Linked DNA regions of Homo sapiens: region 1 is linked to region 2. A link is an interaction called in ENCODE POLR2A ChIA-PET data of the cell type or tissue named here. Cell type or tissue: GM12878. All regions are shown on one strand. Links, peaks and the distances in the headings refer to the core of each region. The heading gives the core; the rest is flanking DNA. Region 1 has its middle 16 kb from the start of DRC8. Region 2 overlaps DRC8 (dynein regulatory complex subunit 8).

Region 1 (5,388 bases), core at 75-5,074, 85 kb after region 2:
CATATACCTTTGTTCAATGTCGGAAACAAATACTTGTTGAGCCAAAAATTTAGATAACTTAATTATGAATAAAGCATGATCCGCTTCTGCCGAACATACACTTAAGATATCAGTCATTTGCAAGTTTCATATGTTCAGTTTTCTGGATTTTTCCGTGTCCTAACCATAAGAAGTCAGAAGGCAAAGAATTTGGAGCATATGTCTCAGTTCCTCTACATGAGTTACAATATAGTGCCCTACCCCCTCAGCTCTTTTAGAGAGTGGACAGCAGGCACTACACGTAAACAATTATTTCTGCGGTGTGCAAAGCTGTCATTGCGATACCTGCTATTTGATGCAATGTCCTGTATTCAAAGATTCCTTTACTAATCTCCTATTTAAGTTTGGGCAGTCTTCACTGATGTATGCTGATTGTTTCTTTGTCAGAAAGTAAAACCTTTTTTTTTTCCTTAGCTTCTAGGAAAATCAGTCCTCAATTACAGTAATCCGCTTATCTCAAGTATTTAGTAATCTCTTGCCTCTGTTACTTTTAGAAAATGGTAATAGCTAATGTTTAGAATGCTATGTGCTAGGATCATGGCTAGCATATAGGACTTTAACAGCCACAATGACTCTATGAAGTGTATACTATGACATTTTAGGACACCGTGACCTAGAGAAGCGAGACTTCTTGTCCAAAGACCTGCAGTTAGTATTGACCAAACACAAGTAGCCTGACTCCAACACCTGCACTGCTAACCACTCTCCTGTGTTTTTATCCTCAATTATTCTATTTCACATGGTGTTTTACAAATAAATATATTTCAAGCTTTTGTTTTTAAAAAAAGGAGAAAGTTATTGATCCTAAATTATCAATTGTGTCATAAGTCTTTCTGTAGGTTTTTTTGTTGTTATTTTGGTGTTTTGTTTTGTTTTTTTTAAGACAGAATCAGTCTCGCTTTGTCGACCAGGCTGGAGTGCAGTGGCGCGATCTCGGCTCACTGCAGTCTCTGCTTCCCGGGTTCAAGCAATTCTCCTGCCTCACCCTCCCGAATAGCTGGGATTACAGGCACGTGCCACCACGCCCAGCTAATTTTTTGTATTTTTAGTAGAGACAGGGTTTCACCATGTTGGCCAGAATGGTCTCGAACTCCTGACCTCAGATGATCCGCCCACCTCACCCTCCCAAAGTGCTGAGATTACAGGCGTGAGCCACCGAGCCTGGCTCATTTTTTGTATTTTTAGTAGAGAGGGGATTTCACCATGTTGACCCGGATGGTCTCGAACTCCTGACCTCAGATGATCCACCCGCCTCGGCCTCCCAAAGTGCTGGGATCACAGGCGTGAGCCACCGCCCCGGCCTGCTTTGGTGTTTTTAAAAATATGGAAAGCTTCATGAATTCATGTATCATCCTTGCTCAGGGACCATGCTGATCTTCTCTGTATCATTCTTCTTTTATATTTATAATGGATCTGCTTTTATGTTAGTATCCCATGGAAAGTTTTATTTGGTGTGATGTGCCATTACTCCAGTTTATAATAGACATCCCTCAGTCATTCTCTTCTTGACGTACATGGAACAAGACTATGTGATTTAAGGATATACATTTCATGGCTTCCTCCCTAAATAGTGACACCCACAGCTGAAGCACCCACCCTAGCAACTGAGAGAAAGTAATTGTGTGCTCCAAACAACAGTTTAAAAGTAGGAGGCTGAGGGAGAACCTAAGCTCCACGCCTTTTCCTGAGTCCTTGGCACAGTGATTGCAGTTTTATCTGGCATACCAGTTCCCGGGGTTTCAAATGACAGAATGGCAGCATTAACCCAACTCTCTAAGGCTGCCACTGTAAATTGACTGAGCACAGAGGGTATATAGCTTCTGTCCCCATCCTTTCTAGTTATCTACCAGTCTAGCCATCTGTGTATCTGCACCCCAAATATTTTAAACATTAACCATCCTCTCTCTTACACCTAAAAATGTTGAGGAACTATATATTGTTGTAGTGTATCTAGTACGTGCTAATAAGTACCAAAATCTCAAAATTAATAGGTTTGTAAATGGTGCTATTGCAGATAAATAGAATGTGTCATCTTAGTTTATTTATTTGCATGCATATGTATATGCATGTATGCATATATATGTGTGCATGTTTTCTGCTATAGAGAATAGAACAAACCTGAAATGGAGGTTGGAGAATTTTATCCACATGTAGAATCAGTGTGTGCCTGCGCTTCCTTTTCTCTGTTGCAACCACTGTCAACTGCTTTCCATGACTTAGTATCTTAGATTGAATTTCTGCTCTTGCTATGTTTAGAATCTATTTTTAACTTGGCCAACTGATTTACTATGGAGCATGTGAGCGTTGCTATTTTAAAATATATAATAGTTGTCCCCAGAACCCGCTAAAAACTCTATAGAAAAACCATTGTGGGCCCGTCCCATTCCATGGCACATTTTCCAGAATGTAGGGTAATGATTTTAAAACAAAATAAGCATTTACTTAGTTCCTAACGTGTATCAGGCAACAGGCTGTGTGCTTATTTATGTTTTCTTAGTTAATCCTCAAAAAAATCCTGTGTTGGTAGAGATTTCTTGCCTTACCAAGCACATTGTAACCCTGCATGTAAGTATGAAGCTGTGTACTGAGAGTAAAGATCGTGGGTATTCATGCCAATCCATCCTGAATTCACATCCTACCTTTGCCACTTGTTAGCTACGTGAACTTCAGCAAACTACCAAACCTCTCTGAGACTCAGGTTTTTCATTTGTAAAATAAGAACAATAATACTTCCTTGCAGATTGTTATGAAGAAATATTGATGGAGTTGACGTAGCATATTATGCACTTCTACAGGGTCTGGCACAAGCAGTAACACAGGAAAAAGTAGTTACTGCTATTCTTTTTTTTTATTATTCTGAATTTTTTTCGTGTCCTGGAAAAGAAAAAAAAAATTCAAAGAGTTTGGAAGATGCAGGTTAAAGTAGCATGTAGTTAAAGGGTCACTACACTGCTCCTAGAACTCTTCGACCTGGGCAGTTTCAATTTGAGCGGCTGGAAGCTGTAGTAATCCAGTGTGGCTTTTGAACAACTGCCAGGCCTTTCCGTTGGGGCCTTTCGCCCCTGGGAGTCTTCAGACATCTGGAGGAACTTCATGAGTAGTCCCTGGTTATTGTTTAACAGAATATTAGCTTTGAACAGGTGTGTCTTTGCCTGCTGGGTCTCAACGCAACTTATGAAGAAGCAACTCGTCATACACCTACAGGGCAAATTCTTGGTTCTTATATCTGCATCCAACTGGGGCTGGGTTAAAAACCACGTGTAATGATTTCAGAATCCCTACAGTGCTCTCTAGGAGACCAACTGGGTGCTTTCTGGATCAAGGGCCCAACGAGCTTTTCTGGATGGTCTTGAGATGGTGCCTTTTGACTTTGAGTTTTCCCTGAATGCCAACCAATACAACAGATTTGGTCTATCTCCTCTGCTCAAGTGGCTCTTTAAGTTTGGTTTTCTTTACTGCCAGCTATGGAACTATTACATTACGAGACATTGATACAGTTTCTTCAGTTTAAAGGCAGGAGTTACGAAACCTTGGCTACTGAGGTTGACGTGGAAGCAGGAAGGGGTCTTATTTTGGCTGGGTACCTACTATAGTGCCAGGAACTTCACAAGGGAGGTAATACCATTGCACCAGGCAAGTTGGGGGAACTTTTCTCCCAACACAACTATATTTGCTTAGCATCAAATCTCATATTTAGCTTATTTCTGTTTTCTTTTCTCTTTCTCTTTCTTTTCCTTCCTTCCTTCCTTCCTCCCTTCCTCTCTCCCTCCCTCCCTCCCTCCTTTCTTTCTTTCTTCTTTCTTTCTTTCTTTCTTTTTCTTTCTTTTTCTTTCTTTCTTTCTTTCTCTTTCTTTCTTTCTTTTTCTCTCCTTCTTTCTCTCTTTCTTTTTTCTTTCTTTCTTCTTTCCTTTTTAAGGCGAGGTCTCACACTGTCACCCAGGCTGGAGTGCAGTGGCATGATCATGGCTCACTGCAGCCTCTACCTCCCACGCTCAAGTGACCTTCCCACCTCAGCCTCCCAAGTAACTGGGACTACAGGCTCATTCCACCACACCCAGCTAACTTTATGTTTATTTTTTGTAGGATGAGGACTCACTATGTTGTCCAGGCTGGTCTCAAACCCCTGGACTCAAGCGATCCACCCACCTCAGCCTGTCAATGTGCTGGGATTACAGGCCTGAGTCACCACGCCAGGCCTTTCATAGTAGTTTAAAAGCAAATTGTTTTATATGACTATGGCAAGAAATAAATCATTTTCTTCTGGTTAACTAAACAAAGTGAAAAGAAATTCTGAGCCATCATCCATTGAGTGTCTACTGATAATCTATGTCTCCTGGCTGGCGTGCAATGGCTCAGGCCTATAATCCCAACAATTTTGGAGGCTGAGGCAGGCAGATTGTTTGAGCCGGAGTTCAAGACCAGCCTGGGCAACGTGGCGAAACCCGTCTCTACTAAACATGCAAAAAATTAGCCGGATGTAGTGAGTGGCACACGCCTGCAGTCCCAGCTACTTAGGGGGCTGAGATGGGAGGGTCGCTTTTTTTTCTTTTTAGACAAGGTCTCACTCTGTCTCTCAAGCTGGAGTGCAGTGGCACAATTATAGCTCACTGCAACATCAAACTCCTGGGCTCAAGCGATCCTCTTGCCTCAGCCTCCTGAGTAACTAGGACTACAGGTGTGTGCCACCACGTCTGGCTAATTTTTGTATTTTTAGTAGAGACAGGGTCTCCCTGTGTTGCCCAGGTTGGTCTCAAACTGCTGGCCTCAAGTGATCCTCCCACCTCAGCCTCCCAAAGTGTTGGCATTATAGGCATGAGCCACTGTGCCCGGCCAAAATTTTTAATATCTCTCTCTTGTGCACAATCCTGTTTAGAAAACTCTTGTTTTATTTGCCTTAAATAGGCAGTCAGGGTTTATGTAAATTGTTGATTGTTCATATACAATTTTATCAGCAACAATCAAATATACAATCACAAATCTTATACAGTTGCCCAAACTATTCTAAAAAAATAGATTTTGAATTTTAATGTCTAAATCTAGCTTACTAGCCAGGCATGGTGGCTCATGCCTGTAATCTCAGCACTTTGGGAGGCCAAGGCAGGCAGGTCACCTGAGGTCAGGAGTTTGAGACCACCCTGGCCAACATGGTGAAACCCCATCTCTACTAAAAATATAAAAATTAGCTGGGTGTGGTAGCGGGCATCTGTAATCCCAGCTATTCAGGAGGCAGAGGTAGGAGAATCGCTTAAACTCAGGAGGCGGAGGTAGCAGTGAGCCGAGGCTGTGCCACTGCACTCCAGTCTGTGCAACAGAGCAAGACTCTGTCTCAAAGTCAGTCAATCAATCAAT
Region 2 (5,388 bases), core at 240-5,239:
TTTGTTTGGGCTTTTTAACTTAATCACCTCTTTAAAGACCTTATCTCCAACTAAGGTTTCATTCTGAGGTATACTGGAGGTTAAGACTTTAAAACACGAATTTGGAGGGGACGTAATTCAGCCCATAACAATAACAATAATGACATCTTACAACTTACTGCCACCACCAAGCTTGCCTGGCCACCATTCCCTCTTGCCTGCACCACTGCAATAGACCACAGGCTGTCATTCTGCTTCTGCTCTTGATGGCCATCTCAATCCATTCTCACAGCAGCCAGAACAATCTTTTTAAAATGAAAATCATAACATGTAATGCCCTGCTTAAAACCCTTCAATGGCTTTCTGGTCAACTTCTTCCTGATCAACTGCACCGAGAAACTTCTTTTTCACAGCATGTAATGCTCTACGTCATTTGGCCCTGCCAACGTTTTTGGCTTGATCTTACACCACTCTCTAGCGACCTCACAGGTACACTATCCTCTTTGCTTTTCTCCAGCATCCTAATCCTTTCCCCTTCAAAGGGCCTTTATATTTGCTCTCCCCTGCTTCACACAGCTGACTCCTAATCTTAAAGTTCTTATCTCGAAAATTACTTCCAGAGACGCACTCCCTGACCAGAACGTCTAAACTATTCCATCCCACCTAAACACACCCCAATTCTCTAATGTATTATCCTACTTTATTTTCTTTATAGCACATTTTGTTACATCATCCTGTTTTATTTACAGTGTAGCATTTATTACTATTTGAAATTGTATTTATTACTTGTTTACTTTTCTATTATCCACCTTTTTCCTCTAAAATATAAGTTCCTGGAGGGCAGAGGCTTTGGCTTTCATTGCTATATTCTAACACCTAGAAAAAGCTCACACTTAATAAGAAATCAAATATTTGTTGAGTAATTCATGTTTGTGTGTTTGTTTTTTATAGACAGGGCCTCACTATGTTGGCCAGGCTGGTCCTGAACTCATGGGCTCAATCGATCCTCCCGCCTCAACCTCCCAAAGTGCTGGGATTACAGGCATGAGCCACCGTGCCCAGACAATAATTAATTTGTAGAACACTTTATAGCTTGAAAAATGCCTTTCACTTAAACAGTACTTTCATATATATCCACTCATTTAATTCTAATGTCAATCTATATTATATTCCCTATTTTAAAAATAAGGAGACTAGAACTTTGAGACGATATCTGACTCGCCCTGCTAGTAACGTAGCTAGTCTGGGGCAAAATTGGAAATTGGTCCTATCCTCTGACTCCTGGACTTGTCTCTCAGCACTTTTTGCAATAACATCTTAGAACAAATCTTGATGGCGAGTGTGATTCAAGGTGAAAAGTAGTGGCAGAGAAAAAGACTCAGGTGCAGACCAGATCCTATGCTGTCTGCATATTTCACCAAGAGGCCTTGGTCATAACAAGGGTTCCATAAATGTTTACTGAATTAATAGACTATGGCATTTTTCTGTGTTGGGAAAGGCCTAAGTAATTCTAAATTCCACATTGCCCAATGGCTGCCGACTGCCCAACAAAATGAGAACAAGCCCACTGTCCTGGAATTTCCTTTTTAAAAATAACACCAAAACGCCGCTTGGCAAAAACCACAGTAATAACATTCACAGGCAAGATTGACCAACGGATGCTACTTGTGGGCCAGAGTTTGAGGGGAATCAATATTTGCACAGTCTTAAAGTATCTCCTCCAAGGTATTTACCAAATACAAAAGGAAAATTCATAACTTTGCTGTGGGGAAACCTGGCAGACACTATCTTAAGCAAGCAATTAAGGTTAACATCATCAGTACTAAAGCAGAGCAACATCATGTATTCCCTGACATGATGCTCTGAGAAGGGCACAAACTCACTTGTGTGTAGTATTCTCGCCAAAAATATACTGGCTCAATCTAATCACAGGAAAATATCTGGCAAACCCAAACTGAGGGACATTCTAAAAAAGAATTCAGCAGGATTTTTCAAAAGTATCAAGGTGATGAAAGAGGAACTGTCACAGACTGGAGGGCTAAAGAGACAAGACAACAGCGCAGGACAGCGTTCTGCACGGATCCTGGGAGAGAGGAGGGAATTCGTGGGAAATTGGTGAAACTCCAGTACATCTCTAGTTCAGTTGATGGTACTGAACCAACGTTAATTTATTGGTTTTGATCATTGTAGTGTAGTTATGTAAGATGTGAATGGGGTGAAGGATACACAAACTCTTTTTTTTTTTTTTTAAGAGGCAGCGTCTCACTCTGTTGCACTCTGAAGTGCAGTGATGCCATCATAGCTCACTGCAGCCTCGAGCTCCTGGGTTCAAGCAATCCAACCACCTCAACCTCCTGAGCAGCTGGAAGCACTGTGCCACCACACTTGGCTTTTTTTTTTTTTTTTTTTTTTTTTTTTTTTTTGTAGAGACAAGGTTTCATTATGTTGCCCATCCTGGGTACTATGTTTTTGCATTTATATAACTCTAAAATTATTTCAAAATAAAATGTTTTTTAAAATACTGGATAGTATTTCACTGTGTAAACATATCACATTTTCCTTATCCATTCATTCGTTTGGACACTTAGGTTAATTCCCTATATTGGCTATTGTGAATAATGCAGTAAATAAGGGGGTGCACTGAAAAGATTAAATTTCAAAATAATGGCATACTAGATTCCTTTTTTCTCTGTGGTCAAGAAATGGAAATTTCTGGTTAATCAAATATTTTTAAAAGAGTTACCACTTTTACACAATATCAGGGATATTAGCCATTTACAATGTAAGATTTTTCTCAAGGTGTTATTTATCTCTTGATTTTATAATTCTTTTTTGGCTTGAAATTTTATTATGTAAAATTTTATTAAATTTTAAAATCTTTCTACTTCTGGCTTTTGTTTTGAGTTATTTTTCCTACTCCAAGTTTATAATGGAATTCATTCATATTTTTAAATACTTAACAAGGTTTTGTTTTAAACCTAGATACTTGTTGCACACAAACTTTATCTTACTATACAGCATGAAGTACAGACCCAATTTTATATTTTTCTAAATAGCTATCCAGTTAAATCTATGTTTTCCTCACACATCAGAGATGCTATTTATATCCTATATTAACTTTCCATATGCACTTGGAACAATTTCTGGATTTTCTATTTCATTGATCCATTATGCCATACTGTTTTAACAATAGAGGATTTGTAGTATGTTTTAATATCAAACAAAGCTAAACTCACCACCCTACTTTTTTTTTTGAGACGGAGTCTCACTCTGTCACCCAGGCTGGAGTGCAGTGGCACGGTCTCAGCTCACTGCAAGCTCCGCCTCCCAGGTTCATGCCTTTCTCCTGCCTCAGCCTCCTGAGTAGCTGGGACTACAGGCGCCTGCCACCATGCCCAGCTAATTTTTTGTATTTTTCGTAGAGACAAGGTTTCACCATGTTAGCCAGGGTGGTCTCGATCTCCTGACCTCGTGATCTGCTTGCCTCGGCCTCCCAAAGTGCTGGGATTACAGGTGTGAGCCACCACGCTGGGCCACCTTACTCTTTATCAGAGTTTTCTTGCCTATTCTTGCTAACTTATTTCTCATATGAAAATTAAAATTCACTTATCTAGGTCCAGAAAAGATCTGGTGATATTTTAATTGAGACTGTGTTAACTTAATAAGTTAATTTAGAATTATTTGGCATCTTTATAATTTCAAGTCCTCTTATCCAACAACATGGTATGTCTATTTGTTCATCTATTTTTATATATTTCAAGTTATCTGAATTATGTAGCATTTATATGGTTTTTGTTATATTTTTGTCTATAAATTTTAGCTTTTTTGTTGCTATTGTAAATGAGTCTTATTTTCCATTATATCATCCAACTGGGCATTGTTTGTATAGGTGAACGCTCTTGATTTCTATGTATTAATTTTATTCCCTACTATACTTTAGCAAATATTATTTTTCTTTGTAGTTTTTCCATTTATTTTCTTGAGGTTTCCAGATATTTAATCATATATCTGTGAATAAAGATAGTTCTTTCTTCTATCTTTTCTACCTTCTACCATTTAACGTCAAATACTTACGTGTCTGTTATCACCTATATAATTATATTGCTTAATACCTCTAGTCAATACTAAATAATAACAGCAAATGCGGATATCTTTATCTTATTCCTGACATTAATGAAAATGCTGTTTGTGCCTTCTTTATTAAGTAAGAAACTAGATTTTGGGCTGAAACACACATATTTTATGCTAAGAAATCATGTCCTTAATTTCTACTTTATCGAGTCTTCAAAATTATGAATGTGTGAATTCTGTCAAATGCCTCTATAGAGATGATCCTATGATTTTTCTTCACAGATCTGTTTATATGATGAATTACATTAATAAACTTCCCAACACAGAACTATTTTTACATTTCTGGAATAAACTCCATTTGCTTATGTGTGCCACTGAATTTTGTTGCTAACATTTTATCTACAATTTTTGTACAGATATTCATAAGATTGTTTTGTAAGATTTTTTAATGCAGTCTTTTTTAAGTTTTTGGTGTCAACATTATACTTACTTTGTATTCTCTGAAAGAGATGAAGTAGCACTAGAGCTAAAATGTTCTTCTTTGATAGAATTATCCTGTGAAACTATCTGGATTGAAGCCTTTTGGTGAGAGAACTCTGAAAACTTGCCTAATGATTCTATGTAAATTGGTGTGTTTAGAGTTTCTATCTTTGTGAGATCAGTTTGTTTTGCTTTTTCATCAATTGATTTTTTAAGTGTGTAATCCAGTGGCTTTAGTATATTCACAAGGTTGAGCTACCATCACCACCATCTAATCCCAGAACATTTTAATCACCCCATAAAGAATCCCCATACCTGTTAGCAGCTACGTCCATCCCTCCCTCCCCTTACCTCCTCACAACCACTGATCTGTGTGTCTACAGATTTGCCTGCTCTAGACATTTCATATAAATGTCATACACATGTGGCCTTCTGTGTCCAGCTTCTTTCACTTAGCAGAATGTTTCCTAGGTTCATCCGCGTTGTAACACACATCAGTACTTCATTCCTTTTATAGCTGAACAATATTCTATTTTATAAATACATCACGTTTCATTTATCCATTCATCACCTGATTGACATGAGTTGTTTCTATTTTTTGGCTAGTATAAATAATGCTACTATGATCATTCATCCACAGGTTTTTGTATGGACATATTTTTTCATTTCTCGTCAGTATACGCCTAGGAATGAATTTGCTGGGTCATATGGTAACTCTACATTTAACTTTCCCAAGAACTACTAAACTGTTTTCTAAAGTGGCTGCACCATTTTATATTTCCACCAACATTTGCTATCTTTCATTTTTAAAATTACAGCCATCCTAGTGGATCTAAAGTAGTATTTCACTATGGTTTT

What was found. ChIA-PET counts read pairs that join two places held together with the same protein. Peaks named below come from ENCODE experiments on the same cell type or tissue, not always from the same donor. Only the 100,000 strongest peaks of a DNase experiment are listed, where the experiment ranks them.
Region 1: POLR2A ChIA-PET joins it to region 2 with 10 read pairs; 9 of 35 experiments call an interaction of 5 or more read pairs at or near these places.

The regions. Positions count from the first base shown.
Region 1 is chr1:244,950,932-244,956,319 of GRCh38, reverse strand. It overlaps the pseudogene RNU6-947P. Among named protein-coding and RNA genes, the nearest start is that of DRC8, 16 kb to the left of the region's middle. In GM12878, for the core only: no CTCF peak of the experiment used is centred there; a DNase peak (open chromatin) is centred at 3,160; H3K27ac peaks cover 268 bases.
Region 2 is chr1:245,036,315-245,041,702 of GRCh38, reverse strand. All of the region lies in intron 3 of DRC8 (dynein regulatory complex subunit 8), which reads right to left. Among named protein-coding and RNA genes, the nearest start is that of EFCAB2-AS1, 68 kb to the right of the region's middle. In GM12878, for the core only: no CTCF peak of the experiment used is centred there; no DNase peak of the experiment used is centred there.